2 separate regions of the Homo sapiens genome follow, and region 2 is linked to region 1. The links are chromatin contacts, found by Hi-C or POLR2A ChIA-PET in ENCODE. All regions are on one chromosome and are shown on one strand. The core of a region is the stretch at or near the end of the contact, and the rest is flanking DNA. Distances in the headings are between cores, read along the strand shown.

Region 1 (5,689 bases), core at 2,062-4,561:
ACTTGGGTTTTAACCTACTTCTTGCTCATCTTCCTTCTCTCCCTTCCCTTATTTCTACTCCTCTGCTTTCCTCATGTTCTAGCTAATTTGCACTCTGTCAAGGAATGGATGATGGCTGGGTGCAGTGGCTCATGCCTGTAATCCCAGCATTTTGGGAGGCCGAGGGAGGTGGATCACCTGAGGTCAGGAGTTCAAGACCAGCTTGACCAACATGGTGAAATCCCGTCTCTACAAAAATACAAAAATTAGTTGGGCGTGGTGGCGGGTGCCTGTAATCTCAGCTACTGGGGAGGCTGAGGCAGGAGAATCGCTTGAACCCGGGAGGCGGAGGTGGCAGTGAGATGAGATTGCGCCACTGCACTCCAGCCTGGGCAACAAGAGTGATGCTCCGTCTCAAAAAAAAAAAAAAAAAAAGGAATGGATGATTAACAAGACAGACAGTATGGTCTGGCTGGAAGAGCAATGTCTTAAGAAGTGGGACACACAATTAACTTTTTCAGTACTCCATTCATTCATAAAATATTTACTGGGTGCCTGATGTGCACTGGGCATTTGGCTGAGAACAAGACAAACAAGGTCCTTACTCTCATGAAGCTTACACTGTAGTAAGAGGAGACAGACAATATAAGATGATGATAAATTCTGTGAAAACCATAAACAACTGTGAGGTTATAAAAAGATGGAGTGCCTATGGAAAGCTTTTTGGTTGATAAAGTCCATCAGATTAAGGTTATTAGGAATGTACTTGTAATCAGTACATCAGTTAGGCTTATTAACTTGCTGCAGGACACTACGGAAAACCACAGGGAACTTAGGGTTGAGGGTGTGATTTTTATAGGGTTGGCTTCCCTGATTGATTCAGGGAACCAGGTATCAACTCTGGAATGGTGCTGTCATGAAGTGGGGACAATTTAGTTAAGCGAATGACTGAGCAATTTTTTTTTTTTGAGACAGGTTCTTGCTCTGTCACCCAGGTTCTGGAGTGCAGTGGTGCAATCATGCCTCACTGCAGCCTGAACCTCCTGAGCTCAGGTGATGATCCTCCCACCTCAGCCTCCCGAGTAGCTGGGACTACAGCACACACCATCACACCTGGCTAGTTTTTGTATTTTTTGTACAGATGGGGTTTCACCATGCTTCCCAGGCTGGTCTCCAACTCCTGAGCTCAAATGATCCGCCTGCCTTGGCCTCCCAAAGTGCTGGGATTACAGGCGTGAGCCATTGGGCCCCGCCCAACGGCAATACTTATTCAAAAGGTGAGAAGAATAAAGTAGGGTGGGTAAGTAATTGATCAGTAAGCCTTTTGGAAGAAGGGGTGTTAGTAATTTTGCACCTATGTTATGGCCCTGAGAGAAACACTGTTTCCTGATGCTCTTGCCGTTGGCATTATCTATGCCTATGACAGTCTGAGTTATACTTTCTCAGTCCTGGGCTGATTTTTATTTTTCATTGTGGAGGAATTTTGAATTGACACTTGATTGATGAGGAGCCAGGCTTACTAAAATCCAGGGTAAGAGTCAGAGATATGTATGCACCCTAGCCCTGGCTCTGCTACAGTGTGTGATCTTGGGCACGTTTTTTCTTTTCTTTTAAAGACAACTTTATTAAGACATAATTTCTATACAATATATTCACTCATTTAAAGTGTACAATTCAGTGGTTTTAGTATATACACAGAGTTGTGCAACTACCATCACAATTTTAGAACACCTTCATCGCCCTTAAAAGAAATGCCACACGCTTTAGTGGTCACTCCCTATTTCCCCTAACCCTCCACACCCCACCCCACCAGCCCTAAGCAACTGCCAATCTACTTTTTGCCTTTAATAGTTTGGGGTCCACCAGGTGCACTGGCTCACGCCTGTAATCCCAGCACTTTGGGAGGCCTTGGCTGGTGGATCACTGGAGGCACGCGCCACCACACCTGGCTAATTTTTTTTTTTTTTTGAGACGGAGTCTCGCTCTGTCGCCAGGCTAGAGTGCAGTGGTGCAATCTTGGCTCACTGCAACCTCCACCTCCCGGGTTCAAGTGATTCTCCTGCCTCAGCCTCCCGAGTAGCTAGGACTACAGGCGCGCACCACCATGCCCAGATAATTTTTTGTATTTTTTTGTTTGTTTGTTTTTGTTTTTGAGAGAGTTTTGCTCTTGTTGCCCAGGCTGGAGTGCAATGGCACAATCTCGGCTCACTGCAACCTCCACCTCCCAGGTTCAAGCAATTCTCTTGCCTCAGCCTCCCGAGTAGCTGGGATTACAGGCATGTGCCACCACGTCCAGCTAATTTTGTATTTTTTTTAGTAGAGACAGGGTTTCTCCATGTTGGTCAGGCTGGTCTTGAACTCCTGACCTCAGGTCCCAAAGTGCTGCATTACAGGAGTAAGCCACCGCACCCGGCCAATTTTTGTATTTTTAGTAGAGACGGGGTTTTGCCATGGAAACCAGCCTGGTCTCGATCTCTTGACCTCATGATCCGCTTTCCTTGGCCTCCCAAAGTGCTGGGATTACAGGCGTGAGCCAGCGCGCCTGGCCAATTTTTTTTTTTTTTTTAAATTTTTAGACGGAGTTTCACCATGTTGGCCAGGCTGGTCTCGAACTCCTGACCTCAGGTGATCCACCCGCCTCGGCCTCCCAAAGTGCTAGGATTACAGGCGTGAACCACCACGCCCGGCCAAATTTGGGGAGCAATTTTCTTAATCTCTTTGTGCCTCAGTTTTCTCTTCTACAAAAATGAGACGACAATTGTACTACTGGTCATAGAGTACTAAGAGGATAAGCGAAAACTGAGTGACATTGCCTATCAAGAGCCTCGTATAAAGTCCGAGAGGTTCAGGTCTGTAAGTCAGAGTCCGCCTCCTGGTCCCTAAACGCTCATTTTAATCCCACGCCCCTCCGTGACACGCCCCTGCTGTCTGTCTCCAAGGCAACGCCCAACAGTTTCCTCTCCGGGATTCCTTTCCCGGGGGCAGTCTCTTTTCTCTCCTCACCTGACGGCTCCCCTCCGCGCCTCCGGGGGCTCCCTCAGGCCTCCCCACGGTCATTTCAGCTGGACAGAGGCAGCAGCGACAGTGACAGCGATAGTGGCAGCAGCGGTGGCAGCGAGAGCTATGCGGGGCCAGGGTCCACCCCTTTCTAGCTTTGGCGTCTGGTTGGCTTCCAGGGCAGCCTCCGATCCATCCCGCCCGAGGAGGCAAGGTTCGTTTTCCGATTGGCCTATTTTCTCCGCGCATTTTATTTCCGGTTCTGAGGACGCCGCGGAAGCGGGACGGGATTGGAGTGCTCTGCTCCGGACGCACTACGTAGGTGGGCCTGCGGGAGTTCTGAGTGCGACGGCGCAGGTCTGCACCATGGCGGCCCGGCTTGTCAGCCGATGCGGGGCTGTGCGTGCAGCTCCCCACAGCGGCCCGCTGGTGTCCTGGCGCAGGTGGTCCGGCGCCTCAACAGACACCGTGTATGACGTGGTGGTGTCGGGTGGAGGCCTGGTGGGCGCTGCCATGGCCTGTGCCTTGGGTAAGCCCTTCTCCAGGCTACTAGTGGCCGGAAACCGGGCCGCGGAGGCACGATGAGAGCCGTGAGAGCCCTAGCACGACTTGCCCAAAGACAATTTCTCAGGTCTCGCGACGCTTCTCCCCTCCCCTCCTAGAGGAACCCCAGGGCACGCCGGAATGCGTGTGGTCCTTCAGGGTCCATTAGGGTCAAAAGTGGGAGGGGCGTTCAGAGTCTGTTCTACTCATGGGAAAACAGGCCTTCCCGGGGTTATTTATAAATGAGAGTTCCAGTTTCTCCAGATCCTGGACAGTACTTGTCATTGTCTTTTTGTTTATAGACATTCTAGTGGGTGTAAGTAAAGTGGGATCTCCAGGTTTTGACTTGTATTTCCCTAATGATTAATGATGTTGAATATCCTTTCATATGTTTATTGGTCATTTGTATATCTTCTTTAGAGAAATGCCTATTCAGACCCTTTGCCCGGTTTTTAATTGAGCAGTTTGTCTCTTGAATACTGTGGTAAGAGTTATTTTTATTTTTTGAGACAGGGTCTTCCGCTGTGCCCAGGCTGCAGTGCAGTGGCACGATCACGGCTCACTGTAGCCTCAACCTCCCTGGCTGAATTGATCCTCCTGCCTCTGCCTCCCAAATAGCTGGGACTGCAGGAATGCGCCACCACTCGGCTGATTTTTGTATTTTTTTGTAGAGACGAGGTCTCACTATGTTGCCCAGGCTGGTCTGGAACTTCTGGGCTCAAGCAATCCACCTGCCTCAGCCTCCCAAAGTGCTGGGATTACCGGCATAAGCAACCCTGCCTGGCCATTATTTTGTTTATTCTGTATAAGTCCCTTATCTGATAAATGACTTGCAAATATTTTCTTCCATTTTGTAGTCTTTTCACTTTTTTTTTTTTCCCTGAGATGGAGTTTCGCTCTTGTTGCCCAGGATGGAGTACAATGGCACGATCTCAGCTCACTGCAACCTCTGGGATTACAGGCTTGTGCCACCATGCCTGGCTAATTTTTGTATTTTTAGTAGAGACGGGGTTTCACCATATTGGCCAGGCTGGTCTCGAACTCCTGATCTCGTGATCCACCTGCCCCTTCCTCCCAAAGTGCTGGGATTACAGGCATGAATCACCATGCTTGGCCCATTATGAGATTTTTTTTTTGTGATTTTTTTTTTTTTTTTAGCTCATCAGCTATCATTAATATTAGTGTTTTTTTATATGTGACCCAAGACAATTCTTCCACTGTGGCCTGGGGAAGCCAAAAGATTGGACACCCTGATCTAAGGGCAGCTGTTCCACCCTATGATCCTCATCTCACAAGATACACAAAATTTAACTTAAAGCAGATCATAGACTTCTGTAACAGGGTGGTTCTCATGGCTGCTTGGGAGGCTGAGGCAGGAGAATCGCTTGAAACTGGAAGGGGGAGGTTGCAGTGAGCTGAGATCGCGCCACTGCACTCCAGCCTGGGCAACAAGAGCGAAACTCGATATCTCAAAAAAAAAAAAAAAAAAAAAAGAAGATAGTGCCCTTTACAGAGCATGCTCTACAGAGCATGTCCCTGTGCCCCATCCTCCACAGCAAAAGCTGCCAAGATGGACCGCTCACTGTCTGTATGGCTGGAGCTAACTTTTTTTTTTTTTTTTTTTTTTTTTGAGACAGAGTCTCTGCTCTGTCACCCAGGCTGGAGTGCAGTGGCAGGATCCCAGCTCACTGCAACCTCTGCCTCCCAGGTTCCAGTGATTCTCCTGCCTCAGCCTTCTGAGGAGCTGGGACCACAGGCGCCCGCCATCACACCTGGCTAATTTTTGTGTTTTTAGTAGAGATGGGGTTTCACCATGTTGCCCACGCTGGTCTTGAACTCCTGAGCTCAACTGATCCATCACCTCAGTCTCCCAAAGTGCTGGGATTATAGGTGTGACCCACTGTGCCTGACCTTTCTTTCTTTTCTTTTCTTTTTTGTAGTTTTTGAGACAGGGTTTTGCTCTGTCCCCCAGGTAGGACTGCAGTTGCACAAACATAGCTCAGGTGTGCCACCATGCCTGGCTAGTTAAAAAAAATTTTTTTTTGTAGAGACAGGGTCTCGCCATGTTGCCCAGGCTGGTCTTGAATTCCTAGGCTTGAGCAATCCTCCCACCTCGGCCTCCCAAAATGCTGAGATTACAGGCGTTAGCCACCATGCCTGGCTCACGTTT
Region 2 (5,689 bases), core at 1,535-4,034, 930 kb after region 1:
AAAATTGTTAAAGACTGTGAAAGCCTGTAATCCCAGCACTTTGGGAGGCCAAGGCAGGCGGATCATGAGGTCAAGATTTTGAGACCATCCTGGCCAACACCCTGTCTCTACTAAAAATACAGTGACACCCTGTCTGACACCCCGTCTCTACTAAAAATACAGAAATTAGCTGGGCATGGTGGCACGCACCTGCAGTCCCAGCTACTCGGGAGGCTGGGGCAGGAGAATCACTTGAACCCGAGTGGCAGAGGTTGCAGTGAGCCAAGATGAGATCATGCCACTGCACTCCAGCCTGGGCAGCTGAGCAAGACTCTATCTCAAAAAAAAAAAAAAAAAAAAAAAAAAAAAAAGACCGTGAAAGGACTGGGTAGCTATCTAAGAAAAATATTAACAGCAACACTGGCAAGAAATTGCCATAGCCCCTGACTACCGTTCTTGGATTCTTCAGCTGTGTCCACCAATGTTGTAAACATGGAAGTATTTAGTCATTCCACAAATATTTATTGAGTACCTACAGAGTCCCAGGAACTCTGATGTCCCAGGTGTTGTGTTTGGAAAATTCAGGAAAATAGAGAGTGGTCTCTTTCCACCTGCTGCTCTATGCAGCATGGGAGACAGACAGGTAAACAGGACATTACAATAAAATGCAATGTAGAAACCCAGACACAGTGCTTTGGAAGCATAGAAAATGTATCTGTTAACTCTGCCAGAGGGGTTAGGAAGGGATTAAGAAGGAGATTTAAAGGATGACTAGGAGTTCCTAGGCAAATAGGAGGAGGAAACAGCCCATGCAAATAGCTCAGCAAGGCTATGGCCAGTAGTGTGGTTTGACTAAAGCTCACAATCTGTGAGAATGTGGGGAGAGAATCAGAACATAATCAGAGGCCTGATTATCAGGTGCCTGGCCAAGTTGAGGAGTTTGTACTTTATCCTACAAGGGAGATAAACTTTATCTCCCTTGCTTTATCCGACCAGGAGAAGCAATGAAAGACTTTAATCAGAGGAGTGACAGGATTAGGTTTGCATTTCAGAAGGATTTCTTTTTTTTCTTTACTTTCTTTTTTTTTTTTTTTTTGAGACGAAGTCTCACTCTGTTGCTCAGGCTGGAGTGCAGTGGTGCAATCTTGGCTCACTGCAACCTCCATCTCCTGGGTTCAAGCAATTCTCTTGCCTCAGCCTCCCGAGTAGCTGGGATTACAGGCATTCACTACCACACCCAGCTAATTTCTGTATTTTTAGTAGAGATGGGGTTTCACCATGTTGGCCAGGCTGGTCTTGAACTCCTGATCTCAAGTGATCCACCCACCTCATCCTCCCAAAGTGATGGGATTACAGGCGTGAGCTACCACACCAGGCTCAGAAGGATCTTTGACACAGATATAAAGGATGATGGGCTAGAGAAAGCGAGAGCGGAGGCTTAGAACTGCTTAGGGAGCTTTTCAAATAATTCAGGTGAAAGCTACTGAGGAGTTAATTGTGGGTAGCAGCAGGGCAGAGCTGTTTTCTCTATTTCTAGTTAGGACTTTGGCCCATCCTTCCAGAATTTCAGTGGCAGTGCTTTCAGGGTTCAGGTGAGTGAAGGCACTGTAAAGGTCCTGATGGAATTTGAGGCCAGCCTGGGCAACATAGTGAGACCCCGTCTCAATTTATATTAAAACATAAATTAATTAGAAAAATAAAAAATAAAGGTCCTGAGGGCCAGGCAAAATGCCTCAGATAAAGAAATCATCATGAACGGCACCAAGTGGTTCATTCATTCATTCATACATTTATGTGTTACTAATTCAGCCAGAGGTTTAAAGCACATCTTTTTCATTAGGAAGGTGAGCCTTAAAGGTGAATACTCAAGGGGCCTGAATACTTAAGGAGGGGAAGGGGATGCTATATGCTTTCACTTCAAGTCAGCGGGAAGAATGGCACACTCAAAGTGGGGAGGTCAGCCTGGCATGGTGGCACCTGTAGTCCCAGCTACTCCAGAGGCTGAGGCAGAGGGATCGCTTGAGCCCAGAGTGTCGAGGCTCCAGTGAACTATGACCTTGTTTCTTAAAAAAACAGCTGGGAGTTTATATTCTAGGGATAGGGTGACAAACGAACAACTTCCAAAATGCACAAGATGTATGGGGAACAATTAGTTTGGCTGGAATTTGCGTTGGGGGGAGATCAGAAGCTGTTGAGAAATAAGGCTATAGTTGGTGAAGATATCCGACTCGTAAAAAGGCAATGGGATTTAGAAATTCCTGGGATTCTGTTTCTTTGACTCGGGGTTAGGAAGACAGGGAAGTAACAAGTGCCTTTTTTTTTTTTTTTAATAGTTAAGGGACCTGAGACTGGGGGTGGGGGGCAATGTCATCTGCCCCAGGCCACACAAGTGTAAGATCAGGCATGCATGTCTGCCAAGGTTTCAGTTCAATGTCCGTGCCCCTCTTTTGCTCTCTTCCCAAGGTACAGAGGCGGAACGGCGCGGTGCCCTCGGGTCCCAAGAGAGAAGGGCGCCAAGCTCAGAGCCAGTTCTGTGGAAGGGTAGGGGAAGGCCTGACCCCGGGGGCAATGTGGTGGCGGGACAGTCGTATACACCTTCAGGAGAACCACCTCAGGCTGACAGGCAGTGCGGAGGGCCCCAAGAGCGCCTTAGGGTTGCCTGCTCCAGAGAGCGGGACTCCTGCGCTGCAGCCGGGATACTGGGCGCCGCCGTGCGCCCACCCCCTGCCAGTGGTTCGCTCCGAACACCCCTCGTCGGGCGGCGGGTACTGCGGCCCGCCCCACTTCCGGTTGTTGTCCGGCCCTATATCCGGTGTCCGCCCGCCCTCGGCTCCTCCGCCGTGATGCTGTCCCGATCCCGCTGTGTGTCTCGGGCGTTCAGCCGCTCGCTCTCCGCCTTCCAGAAGGTACGGTCTGGCCGAGCCGGGGCCCCGACGGGTGAGGAGTCTGTTGGCGGGCAGAGAGGCGGCCTGGAAGGCAGGGGCGCGGCGCGCCGGCCGGGCCGGGCACCAAGGGCACTGGGACGCGGAGGCCGCGCGGGCTGGGCGGCCCGGGGCCGTGGTTGCCCTCGGGACCGTTTTGCGGAGCCCAGCGGCCCCCTGCCTTCTCCAGGCAGCCTGCGGGGAACGTTTCCTGCTGTACCCCACCCTCCGCGCGGGAGCTGGGGAGCCGCGCCCGTCCAGATACTTGACTCAGAGTTAGGGAGGAGGCGCGGCGGAGTCCTCCGGCGGGATTCGGCGCCCGTCTCGTCTTGCTCTGTTAAAATCAGTGGGTATTAATGAGTCCCGTTGGGAAGTTGAGATAGTTTGGCAGGCCCAGCGTGTTGATTGGGTCTGCCAGCACGGTGTGTTGCATTTACCTTCGGAGTTACGAGATTCACCTGTCACCACCACTGGGACAGCTTTGAGCGTGTACTTAAAAGAAAAAGCTGGGTTTTTTTTTCATCTTGGGTGACGTCGATAATGTCTTCTTTCTCAACAGGGGAACTGCCCTCTAGGGAGACGTTCCCTGCCTGGTAAGTTCTGCCCTTACCGTCACCTAAAATGCTCTCCTCCTGGGCAGAGCAGTATGTGAGGAACTCGGGGGTGCCTGTGTTTCTCATAATATTTAAAGACAGTTTGGTTCAGAGAGTAGTGAGACGCAATGCTACATAATCACGAGCTATCGCTTATTCATTTAGCTCGTAGTTGAGTTTCTACTGTGTTAGGCACTGTGCTAGACGCTAGGGATACAGGAGTGGATACAGAAGTGTACAGTTCTTGCCCTCGTGGAGCTCCTAGGCTAGTTGGATAGTGTCAGTTGCTAAACAAGCCAACAAAGGCAAATTTTTGTAACTGCTGAGAAGGAAACGAGGGTGGACAGAAGAGCCCTTTTTGAGGAGGTGACTTAAAAGTTATGGCCATGGCCGGGCGCGGTGGCTGACGCCTGTAATCCCAGCACTCTGGGAGGCTGAGGCGGGCGGATCACGAGGTCAGGAGATCGAGACCATCCTGGTTAACACGGTGAAACCCCATCTCTACTAAAAAATACAAAAAATTAGCCGGGCGTGGTGGCAGGCGCCTGTAGTCCCAGCTCCTCGGGAGGCTGAGGCACGAGAATGGCGTGAAGCCGGGAGGCGGAGCTTGCAGTGAGCCGAGTTCGCGCCACTGCACTCCAGCCTGGGCGACAGAGCGAGACTCCATCTCAAAAAAAAAAAAAAAAAAAAGTTATGGCTAGCAGAATGTGACGGAGCTAACCCAGTGAAGCCCAGGAGAAAGAGAATGGCATTCACAAAGACCCTGAGGAAGAAAAGAGGTTGGCAGAACTTAAGAGCTGGAAAAAAGGTGATTTGGCCGGAGTATTTTGGTTAAGGGAGAGAGTGGCAAGAGATAGAAGATGGTATAGAGACTGAAGGAGTTTAGATTTTATCCTAGCAGTTAAAAAGAAAAAAGTGTCATCCATAGCTTTTTTTCTGTTATATGCCTAGCCTAAGTATTTGTTGAATGAGTTGACCTTGTTGTGGGCTTTCTTTGTGCCAAGCATTTATATGAGTGCTTTCTGTGAATTTTTTAGTTAATCATCTCAAAACAGTAAAAAGTATTTTCTCTATTTTACAAATGCATAACCCAAGACAAGAGAGCTTAAAAGCCTTGGCCATGGTCACCCACCCAGCTGTTGATAAGCCAGGTCTACCTGACCCATCCTGAACTCTTAACCCACCATGTTCTCATTTACTCATGGACTCAACAGATCATTTATTGAGTGCTTACTATATGCCAGCCACTGTTCTAGGTAACAGGGGTATAGATAGACTCTAGCCTCGAGATTTTATGGGCTAGCTGGAGAGAGAGAGCAAATATACATTTATGCTCCGACAAGGGCATAAATTTTGGTTACTACGAGAGAGGAATTAAAGGGTGTGATGAGAGGGTGGGATGATGTAGACCAGCTTGGGAAGGTTGGGAATGTCAGTAAAGGCTTCCCTGAAGAAGTGACATTTAACTGAGACCTGAATATAAAAGAGCCAAGAAAATGTATTCCAGGCAAAGGGAATTGCTTGTGCAAAGGTTTTCAGACAGGAAAGGACTTGACCAGTGATAGACATGGGAAGAAGCCTGTCTGGCAGGAAAGATAGAGTGGGCTGGACGGTACAGGATCGCGTAAAGTGTGGACTTTATCCTGAGAGTTATGAGAACATAAAGCCCCTAGCACAATGTCGGCTTGTAGTGGACTCTCAATAACAAACATGTTTTTCAAGTGGGAACCCTGAACAATGTCAGTAAACATTTTCTCCACTTCATAGGTGGGCAGGACAATGGAAAGAGCCTTGCACTTGGGGATTTGCATTTGGGCTCAGGGATTCACCTTGGGCTAGTCGCTTAACCTCCAAAAGTCCTACTTATATGAAATGGGAATAATGGCAGATGGTCGTTCCACTTCAGAGAGTTGTGAGACTGTAAAATCAAAATGAGGTCATTATGGGAAAGCTTTTTATAAACCCTAAAGCACTGTACAAATGAAATTTGCTGTAGGATGAACTCTGAATTGGACTCCAGGTTCCCAAAATCAGTGTGAGCCGCCATCTATTCTAGTTCAAAAACATACTATGCTTAGAATTTGCACTGCATAGTCATTGGCTGCTGGACATAAAGGTGACTGGCTTACCTATCTTGGGATGCTTGTGAGGAGGTGGGCATAAGAGAGGGCTAGCTCTCATTTGGTGTGTCCTGAG

The links. Hi-C counts contacts between places; a loop is a spot of excess contacts on that map. ChIA-PET counts read pairs that join two places held with the same protein, here RNA polymerase II (POLR2A). Pooled maps may share reads with other maps.
Region 2: a pooled map shows a loop between it and region 1 (2.1-fold over the local background). The contact joins the promoter of DLST here to the promoter of COQ6 in region 1. A Hi-C loop is called at or near these places in 1 of 50 pooled maps. POLR2A ChIA-PET finds 5 or more read pairs at or near these places in 2 of 52 experiments (B cell and OCI-LY7).

What each region holds. Positions count from the first base shown.
Region 1 is chr14:73,946,991-73,952,679 of GRCh38, forward strand. COQ6 (coenzyme Q6, monooxygenase) reads left to right here and starts at 3,312. Exons shown (of 12, transcript NM_182476.3): 1 at 3,312-3,505. The coding sequence starts at 3,343. FAM161B (FAM161 centrosomal protein B) reads right to left here and starts at 3,104. Exons shown (of 9, transcript NM_152445.3): 1 at 2,983-3,104. The coding sequence starts at 3,036. RefSeq lists enhancers at 2,994-3,994, 3,011-3,070 and a silencer at 5,064-5,362.
Region 2 is chr14:74,879,132-74,884,820 of GRCh38, forward strand. It overlaps DLST (dihydrolipoamide S-succinyltransferase), which reads left to right and starts at 2,785. Exons shown (of 15, transcript NM_001933.5): 1 at 2,785-2,885; 2 at 3,460-3,493. The coding sequence starts at 2,823. RefSeq lists silencers at 2,717-2,943, 2,800-3,129.